3 separate regions of the Homo sapiens genome follow, and all the other regions are linked to region 1. Evidence: chromatin contacts called from ENCODE Hi-C or POLR2A ChIA-PET data. All regions are on one chromosome and are shown on one strand. Each heading gives the region's core, a stretch centred on a gene start or an enhancer-like site at or near the end of the contact. The rest is flanking DNA. Distances are from core to core; before and after follow the strand shown.

Region 1 (2,935 bases), core at 126-2,625:
GAACTTTTTCTCTGTGTAATCTTTTTTAAAAATGCAAATCCTTGATAATGTCATTTCATTGAGCCAGAGGCCCCTTGAAGAGATCGGTGGTCAACTCCTAGTTTCAGATCAGGTAGGAGCGGACATTACACAGAAGCAACTGAGGTACTGAGAGGCTTCCTGAAGACAACACAGTAGCTCAGCATGAATGAGTGGGTCTGGTTTTCCCCGCTGAGGCTGGAGGCAGCCAGCAGGTCTGGGGGCTGGGGCTGGGGTTGGAGCACAGCAGGCTGAAATCAAGGCCAAGGGCTCTGATACTGGGGCAAGGAACAGCTCAGGACTCTGGGATAATAGGCAGTGAGGTGCAAAGCGCAGACCCCCAGACAAGCGGTGTGCCCCTGGATTCTGTGCCCGGGAGCTCTGGTTGTGGCACATCTGGCTTAACTCTGCACGCTCTGCAGATCCTCCCCCCACCACCCCAAGCACCTGGTGCAAAGAAGGGCTCAGTGGCCCTCAGCCAGTGGTTGGATGAATGAGCAGTGGACAGTGAAGCATGTGAGACACCACCCACCCACCTCTCCCCTCCCCTCCCTCCTCAGGGCTCTGCTGTGGCCAAGTGCACTTACCCCACACTCTGAGCTGCCCTGAGTCAGGCAAAGGCTCTTCCTGGCGAGTGTATGTTATGCTTTCTGTCTGTGGCACGTCCAGGAGCTGAGCTACACCGGAAAGAGGAGGGCGGATGAGAGGCGCCCCTCAGTGCAGTTGCTTCTCAGCCTCCATCAAAGGCCGCCGGCCCTAGCCCTTTAACCCTTTCCTGTTTGTCACCTTCCCCCACAGGGCTGGGCTGGGGGTTTCCAGCTCTATTCCCAAACTGTTCAGGGAGCCTTTCCCAGCGTCTCCTACTCCTGAGACTCCGGCCAGGGAGAAAGACCCCGGGAAAGGTGAGGGCAGGCGCTGGGTGCTGATCGCTGGCTTTGGGTGTTGGTAAGCAGAGCCCAGGGAGGGCTTGTGGTTGGCCCGTGGTGGCTCACCTCCATGCCACACACAACGCTCTATGTGAGAGCACCGCTGCCAACAAGCCCACACCCCTGCACCCGGCTGAGCTGCCCTGCAGCTGCCCCTTGTCTGGCCCCTCATTCCACCCCCACCCCCCTCCGCACGCTGCACACTCACCCCATCTCCACTGCAGGGGATGCAGGCTTGTGGGACTGGGTGACACCCCCAGAGCTTTCAGGGCTCACTGTCATTCATGAGCAGTGTTCTTAGCCTCCTGGTAGCCAAGGGCCCCTAGGACCCACAGGCAGGGCCAGTTGCAATGTCTGTGCCACCCCAGGAGCTGGGACTAGTGGGTTTCTTCCCTGCCTCCTTGTGGCGGTGGGACACCAAGCTCAGCACTGAGTCCTGGCTCTCAGCTCTCTCGCACTTCCTGATTTCCGTCTCTCGCTCTCTCTTTCTCTCTTAAAGAGACAGAGGCAACTCGGTGCAGCCACCAGCTCAGCAGAAAAGAGAAAGAGGATGCTCTGAGTTCCCAAGGGTAGGCAATAGGACCAGAGTGTGAGCCACAGAGAAGCCAGGAACTGGGGCCCTTCTGGTAATCTTGATGGGCAGCTGGGTGCTGTTTTGGCATCTCCCACAGTTCACTGGAGCAGGGAAGTTCAGGGCTCTTCCCAGAGTCAACAGAGCAGGTTGGGCAAGTTAACTAAGTGGAAAGCTGCCTGGGAAGTCCATGCTCCCACACCCAGGAACCCCAAGGAAGTGTGGGAGCTATGCCGATCCAGTCCTAGAAGTTGGATCTGAGTCACCTTCCCAGGAGGCCTGCAGAGGTCCGAGAGCAAGCGCGGGGACCCAGCTGATGCCTTCCAGTGTGACCTGAGCACACAGCATGCAGCCCCTCCCAGCCAGCTCACTCACCCGCAGAGTAACAGCTACTCTGTGGGTTGATTGGATGACATGGATATATTTGGAATTGTTTGGGAGCTTGGAAAGCATTTTACAGAAAGGCATTGAAGGCATGGAGGCCCACACACTTCAGTAATTTACCCATGCTCTTCAGAGACTGCTGGGGCTGGCACCCAGGTGCCAACTTCCCAGCCAGGACTCGATGCCCCACATCAAATGTCCTAGGAGGCTGGAGGGGTCTGTCCTGCTCTGGTCAGCTCAGAGATGGCAGTTGGATATGAAATGGTTAAAACCAGGAAATTCCATGTTTCTATAGAATGTTGGAGGGACTTTCCCATGGCCACACCTGGTGGTTTCCTCCGCCAGCCCCACCCCTCCCACAGTGACACTAGAACAGGAGCAGAGCTGAGAACTGCCTAGTGCTCAGATAAAGAGAACTCCCCATAACACCTCCAGCTGGAGGAGTTGCTGCAACTTCTCACATCAGGACCAGGAGGAATGTGCCTGAGTGCCTGAGATCCTCATGTTCCACCCAGTCTTCCCAGCTTGCTTTTTTTTTTTGAGATGGAGTCTCACTCTGTCACCCAGGCTGGAGTGCAGTGGCATGATGTTAGCTCACTGCAACCTCCACCTCCTGGGTTCAAGTGATTCTTCTGCCTCAGCCTCCCAAGTATCTGGGACTACAGGCATGCACCACCATGCCCGGCTAACTTTTTGTATTTTTAGTAGAGATGGGGTTTCACTGTGTGGTTGGTGAGGTGGATTGAACAGGTTGGACTTGATCTCCCAACCTCCTGATCCACCTGCCTCAGCCTCCCAAAGTGCCGGGATTACAGGCGTGAGCCAGTGGCTAATTTTTTGTATTTTTAGTAGAGATGGGGTTTCACTGTGTGGTTGGTGAGGTGGATTGAGCAGGTTGGTCTAGATCTCCCAACCTCCTGATCCACCTGCCTCAGTCTCCCAAAGTGCCGGGATTACAGGCGTGAGCCACTGCACCCAGCCTAGTCTTCCCAGGTTTCTGCCTGCCTGGCACATGGGAGAACTGCACATCCTAGTT
Region 2 (3,105 bases), core at 583-3,082, 810 kb after region 1:
GCACAGCTCAGAGCACCCACAACACGCTTTGTAATATGCAAGGCCCCATGGGGTTTAGTATTGTGTGAAAAGATAAGATAAGTTGAAATGCCTTTTATAATGAGGTGCTGAGATTGGCAGAGGGCATGAGTAGGGGCTGGGGGTGGTGGAGGCACCTGCCACCATGCCTGGCTAATTTTTGTATTTTTAGCAGAGATGGGGTTTCACCATGTTGGCCAGGCTGGTCTTGAACTCCTGACCTCAAGTGATCCGCCTGCCTTGGCCTCCCAAAGTCCTGGGATTACAAGCATGAGCCACCGCACCCAGCTTTTCATAGTCACTTCTAAGCAGAGGCTTAGATACTGCAATGGCTGTATTGTCGGGAAGCAAGACTTGGAGACCGCTTGCTTGGCGGGGGAGGTACAGGATGGTTCTTTCTGCACAGGAGGCAGGGCTAGCAGGAAGGGGTGTGGGACTTCTCTGCTGAAAATTGAAAAGAGCACCGAAAAATTCCTTTCTCTGCCATTTAAGAGCACAGAAAGGCTGCCCTGGAAGTGGCTGGGCATCCTGTCAGCTTGGGGGAGTCACTGGTATCATTACAGGTATTGCCAGGTGGTGTGGTTTCATGCCCCTGTGAGCTAGAACCTGGGGACGGCTCCACTCTCCCATGACAGTTGGACGGCCATGTGAGGGATTGTTTCTTCCCCTTGAACGTTGAACTCAGGGAGAAACTCAAGGGAGAGATTTTCAGGCCTAGGCTCACCCCAGGGAGCCTTCTGTAAGTTAAAACCCAACCCAACAAAACAGCCTCTCCTCCCTTTCCCCTTCATCCTGGTCTTTGGGGTTAGGGGTTGTGGTGCAGTGTGGCTCATGGCCAAGCAATGCAGAATAGGAAGTGTTACTCTTAACAAAGGGGAATTGAACACCCCAGGTTTGGGGAGTAGAAAGACAAAAGCAAACAAACCAGGCCTGGCAGAGGGTCTCCAGGGGCACCTTGATAGCTGGGCAACTAAAAATTCAGTTGGTTTGATTGCTCCCTCCCGCTCCCCAATACTAACAGGGAAGGGAAATTGTAGATTTTTCAAAACAGAGAATAACCAACATCTGTTTGGCTCTGGAGTGTGCTGAGGTTTAAAAAATCATATTTACCTTATTAATTATGTCAGCCGTAGGCTAATATTAACATGCATTTCCTGACTGGGCAGAAGGGGGTGGCACCTCGGTGACAGGGCCAGTCGCCAGCCTGTGAATGATCAGGATCCAGACAATTTAGAGCAAATCGTGGAGACCTGGCTCCCAGGACTTAACACCCCGTGTGCTTGTGATTGCCCCGCCCTTCTAGGATCTGAGTGATGAGACGTGTCCCCACTGAGGTGCCCCACAGCAGCAGGTGTTGAGCATGGGCTGAGAAGCTGGACCGGCACCAAAGGGCTGGCAGAAATGGGCGCCTGGCTGATTCCTAGGCAGTTGGCGGCAGCAAGGAGGAGAGGCCGCAGCTTCTGGAGCAGAGCCGAGACGAAGCAGTTCTGGAGTGCCTGAACGGCCCCCTGAGCCCTACCCGCCTGGCCCACTATGGTCCAGAGGCTGTGGGTGAGCCGCCTGCTGCGGCACCGGAAAGCCCAGCTCTTGCTGGTCAACCTGCTAACCTTTGGCCTGGAGGTGTGTTTGGCCGCAGGCATCACCTATGTGCCGCCTCTGCTGCTGGAAGTGGGGGTAGAGGAGAAGTTCATGACCATGGTGCTGGGTGAGTCACTACATCCTCCTTCCTTCCTGTTCCAGATACATGCCACCTGGCATGTGGGACAGGAGTACCTCTGCCCTGGGAGCTGCTTGGAGGGAGAGGTGGTCTGCTGGGAAGGCATTGCTGGGCAGGAGGGTGACCCTGGGCTGAGGGGGCACACCAAGAGAAAGAAGAGAATACCAAGGACATACCCCAGTCACCTCTGGATCCCTGGTCCTGCACAGAGCCTGGCTCATAGGAGACACTGGAGAAATGCTCCTAACCTTTGGCTAGCCCTTTTATAATTTATAGCGATTATCTCATTTAATGCTTACAACCACCATTTGAGGTGATCCATTTTACAGAGAAGGAAGCAGAGGCTTTTAAGAGGTTAGGTAAGTCTTAGCCAAAGCCAAATAGCAGCTGAACAGTAGAGCTGGGACTCCATCAAGGTCTCCCAGCCGGAGCTTGCTCCTACCCCTAGGACAAGGGGTGGACTCCTGACTCTGCAGATAAATTCTACAAAAGCCACAGAAGGCAAGTAGTAACCATTGTGTGACAACCCCTCACCCCCAGGAAGAGGGGCCCCTGTGAGGATTGCAGGCTCTGGAGTCACACTGCTTGTTGAAACGCTGCCTCTTACCCTCCCTAGGTCTGCGCCTTTGAATAAGTATCACTTCTTAGTTGCTCCATGCCTCAGTTTGTCCATCTGAAAATGGGGGCATCTGTAATGCCTGTGTTATGAGGAGTAAATTACAGCATCCCTGTGAAGACGTAGCACAGTGTCGAGTACGGAATGTTATTTCCATCCTTCTCACGGAGCTTGGTTCCCCTTCCCCTTGCCCTTTACTTGTCCCAGCCATTGACTCATACTACTTCCCTTCTTGCAGGCATTGGTCCAGTGCTGGGCCTGGTCTGTGTCCCGCTCCTAGGCTCAGCCAGTGACCACTGGCGTGGACGCTATGGCCGCCGCCGGCCCTTCATCTGGGCACTGTCCTTGGGCATCCTGCTGAGCCTCTTTCTCATCCCAAGGGCCGGCTGGCTAGCAGGGCTGCTGTGCCCGGATCCCAGGCCCCTGGAGCTGGCACTGCTCATCCTGGGCGTGGGGCTGCTGGACTTCTGTGGCCAGGTGTGCTTCACTCCACTGGAGGCCCTGCTCTCTGACCTCTTCCGGGACCCGGACCACTGTCGCCAGGCCTACTCTGTCTATGCCTTCATGATCAGTCTTGGGGGCTGCCTGGGCTACCTCCTGCCTGCCATTGACTGGGACACCAGTGCCCTGGCCCCCTACCTGGGCACCCAGGAGGAGTGCCTCTTTGGCCTGCTCACCCTCATCTTCCTCACCTGCGTAGCAGCCACACTGCTGGTGGCTGAGGAGGCAGCGCTGGGCCCCACCGAGCCAGCAG
Region 3 (3,238 bases), core at 739-3,238, 840 kb after region 1:
ACTAAGGCTAAGATCAGGAATCCATCTATCTGGTGGGAAAGTGACCAAACAAGATAACGAAAAAGCAGTCTTTTTGGTTGACCAACGTAACTACCATGGAGTTTGCACAAACAGAACCATCTGTTGTGTGAGGAACCATGGAGAGAGATTGTGTATTTATAGAATCTTGAGTGGGAAAACCAGGCACATTAATTAACTTTTCCCCTCAAGTTCTCTAATTAGAAATCCACTTTTCTTCCTTTCTCTTCTGTCAATATGTACCGCCTTAAAAAAAAGTCAATTTAAAAGCAGACAGATTTGCTATGACTAATTTAAGAACTCCCAAAGCAGGCTGTTTTCCAAAAATACACTGCAATTGACAATGCCGTAAGCTCAGTCTAAAAGGGATATGACACAACTACTGGCCCTAAGGCCGAATCAGATGTTTACTGCCAGTTTGAACAGAGCAGCGTAGTGTGCAGATCTCCACAACCCTTAACTGTTCTTGGTAGGGGGCTTTAAAATGAAATCTTTTTATAAACAAATGTTTCCAATAGGTGTATCCTAAACAGCCTACCTTAATACTTTTTTTTTTCTTGGTTTCCAAGATGGAACTTGTTGCAAGGAAAATTTTATGTTAGGGGCCAAGACTGCTAGTGCTTTTCAGATACTGCATGTTCCTTATAAAACATGTCTTAATATGTTTGCATGCTTTGGTAAAACTAATTTTGGAAAGGTAACATCTTTTGGTAGAGTTGTTTTTACAGGAATAGCTACCTTTGTGGATTATAATTACTCTGTATTATGGAAGAGGAGGCTGGAAATCAAGGAAGTGATGATTCTCTTCCAAAAGCCTACAAAAGGATGACAGAATCACATTTCACTCAGTGAGTTCAATTAACTATACATTCAATTGTGGGGGCAAAAATAAATGACACCACGATTTACTGGGTATCTACTATGTGCTAGGTAATGCACTAAGTACATTATGCTCTATACTTCATTTAATCCTCTCAGCAATGCTGCTCATTATCGTCATTTTACATGAGGAAACTGAGGTCCAGAAAGGTTAAGCAACTCACTACAGGTCACACAGCTAGTAAATGGCCTCGAATAACCAGTAACTCAGACACTGACCTCTCTTTGGTTTCTTGTTAAACAAACACCTAATTTATTTCTTGGAGGTTTTGTTCAGCTGTCCTAATTTATGACTTTACATTCCTTCTGGTGCTAAACTGCTCAAGTAGCCTCTTGTATCAAGTGTGACCTGATTCCTTAAGAATTTTACTTAATGAGAACCTCTAAGCTAGAAACTCTTGCTAGGTGTTTCATGCACCTTATTTTCTTTAATCATTACAACAACTCTAAGATTGGGTTCTCTCCACCTTATAAATGATGACTGTTTTAGAGAGGTTAAGGTTGCTTAAAATTGGTGAGTTAGTGAGGGGTAGAGCCACGAATGGATTTCTGGTCGCTGCCTCCATCGTCAGGGCAAGCTTTTCCCACGACTCCAGCGCTTCCATTTGTCAGTCCCCAGGCTAGAAAGCCACAGTGCTAATTTAGTATTTATCAAGCGTTTGTAGTGTCCTGGGATCTGGCACTTCGATGAGAAAGCTGTGACGGCCCCAACTTCTAACAGCGAGTGGTAAGGAGGACGAGGGACACAGGAGGGAGGAGACTCTCCCCAAAGCTTAGCACCAACAGAAGTGGTCCCCCGCAGGTTGCTCTGCGAGCGCCACCTCTTCCCTCCAACCGAGGAGAAAGTGGCGCGCCTTTGAGGAGTCCGAGGTCCCGGCCCAGGCGGCAGCTTGGGTCCTGGCGGGTTCCGGACGGGCGCCTCAGGGACCTGGAAGCAACCGCACCGAACGCGACGGAGAGCGGCGAGACGACTCCAGGAGGCGCCCGAGCTACATCCCCCGGCCACACCAAACCCGGGTTTGCTGGCAGACGCGGCTCACGACACCCCTTAGGGTCGCAGCCCCTCCCCCGGAAGTGACGTGTAGCGACTACGGCGTCTGGGAGGGACCCAGGAGCAGTCGGGGGGTTTGAGAGTGGCGGCGGCCGCGGAGGGCCTGGCAGGCCCCGCCGCTGCAAGGAACGCCCCGAACGCGCGCGCCCGGCGTGTAGCGGCCCCAAGACCCGCGCCGCCGCTGCCGCGTGCGGGGGCGGGGAGGGCGGGGCGCCAGGAGCCGCGGCGGCGGGAGATGCGGGCGGCTGCGGGCACCCGGCGGGCTCGGCTTGGCCGCCGCCGCCTTCTACGGCTCCGCCGCGGGGGTCGCAGCGGCTGCCGCGCCGTCCTCGAGTTTCCAGCGTGAGGAGGAGGCTGAGGGCGGAGAGGCGCATCGTGTTCGAGGCGGAGACCGAGGGGGAGCCCCGCGCGCGGCGTCGGTGAGCGGTCAGCCCCGCGCGCCCCCTCGGGATCTCGCGGCCACAGCCCCACCGGCCGGGAGCGGGGGCGGGGGCCGAGGGGCGCGCGGCACAACAGGAAGTGGGGGCGGGGGCCGGGGCCGGGCGCGCGCGCTCCCCTTGGGTCCGCCCCCGGCCCGCCGGGCACCGCGGCGCACAGGTGGACGCCGCAGCGCACCGCTCAGCTCTCGTCGCCTCTTGGTCCCCCGAAGTCTCGTGGGCGAAAGGTGGCGGCGATTTTTTCGGCGTGGATGGGGAGGAGGGGAGCAATTCTCATTTTCTGTAGTGACAGGAAGTTGGAAAATGAAAGTACAGTAATTCAGTGCTTACCAAGGCCCGGTGAGGTTGCACCTCTTCCCCCAGACTTTGATCTCCTGTAGGGCACACGCGGCCGTCCGCGTTTCTTCCTCTCCCCTAGCTCGCTAGTCATCCGGTGTCGAGTTTCATTTCTTTTTCTCTTTCGCTCCAGCGGCCCCCCGCCCCTCTTTACTTTCCGCCTTGTGCACAGCTGCATCGAGGCTGGTAACTTCATTCCTGGGAAGATCAATTGGAAACATCTTTCGGGGCGGGATAGTAACTGGCCTTGGAAGGAAATAGGGATGTTGTTGACTGAAGTAGTCAAAAGTACACACTTCACTTTTTCTCCAGCTATTGCTATTTGAAATTTGGGGAATTTAAATAAAGATTCTGGAGTTCTATGCCTCATCAGAATGGTTTGTCCATCTCTTTGGTTGATAGATCAGATCCTCTGTCGTCTTTTCCCACCCCCTACACCCCCTGGCTTGGAAAACTTGGTGCTTCAATATTTAGGTTTGGCAGCGGTGTTTTCATTAAAATGTAGTATGATTCAATA

What was found. Hi-C counts contacts between places; a loop is a spot of excess contacts on that map. ChIA-PET counts read pairs that join two places held with the same protein, here RNA polymerase II (POLR2A). Pooled maps may share reads with other maps.
Region 2: a map of OCI-LY7 shows a loop between it and region 1 (7-fold over the local background). The contact joins the enhancer-like site here to the promoter of IKBKE in region 1. A Hi-C loop is called at or near these places in 1 of 168 maps with a recorded cell type or tissue (OCI-LY7) and 2 of 50 pooled maps. POLR2A ChIA-PET finds 5 or more read pairs at or near these places in 1 of 52 experiments (GM12878).
Region 3: a loop to region 1 is called in a pooled map, with 6 times the contacts of the local background. The contact joins the promoter of ELK4 here to the promoter of IKBKE in region 1. A Hi-C loop is called at or near these places in 6 of 50 pooled maps. POLR2A ChIA-PET finds 5 or more read pairs at or near these places in 3 of 52 experiments (MCF 10A, PC-3 and activated CD4-positive, alpha-beta T cell).

Annotation. Positions count from the first base shown.
Region 1 is chr1:206,468,916-206,471,850 of GRCh38, reverse strand. IKBKE (inhibitor of nuclear factor kappa B kinase subunit epsilon) reads right to left here and starts at 1,375. Exons shown (of 22, transcript NM_014002.4): 1 at 1,153-1,375; 2 at 606-695. RefSeq lists enhancers at 1,999-2,308, 1,828-2,465.
Region 2 is chr1:205,663,103-205,666,207 of GRCh38, reverse strand. SLC45A3 (solute carrier family 45 member 3) reads left to right here. Exons shown (of 5, transcript NM_033102.3): 2 at 1,322-1,723; 3 at 2,590-3,105. The coding sequence starts at 1,552. Among named protein-coding and RNA genes, the nearest start is that of SLC45A3, 16 kb to the left of the region's middle. RefSeq lists an enhancer at 1,004-2,203. Within about 2 kb of position 1,832, at least 13 of the 41 ENCODE cell types and tissues checked have a DNase peak (open chromatin) inside an H3K27ac peak, as active enhancers do; they include GM12878 and OCI-LY7, where a contact is called at or near this core.
Region 3 is chr1:205,630,761-205,633,998 of GRCh38, reverse strand. It overlaps ELK4 (ETS transcription factor ELK4), which reads left to right and starts at 1,988. Exons shown (of 5, transcript NM_001973.4): 1 at 1,988-2,367. RefSeq lists enhancers at 1,601-1,910, 2,521-2,940 and silencers at 2,081-2,230, 2,321-2,510.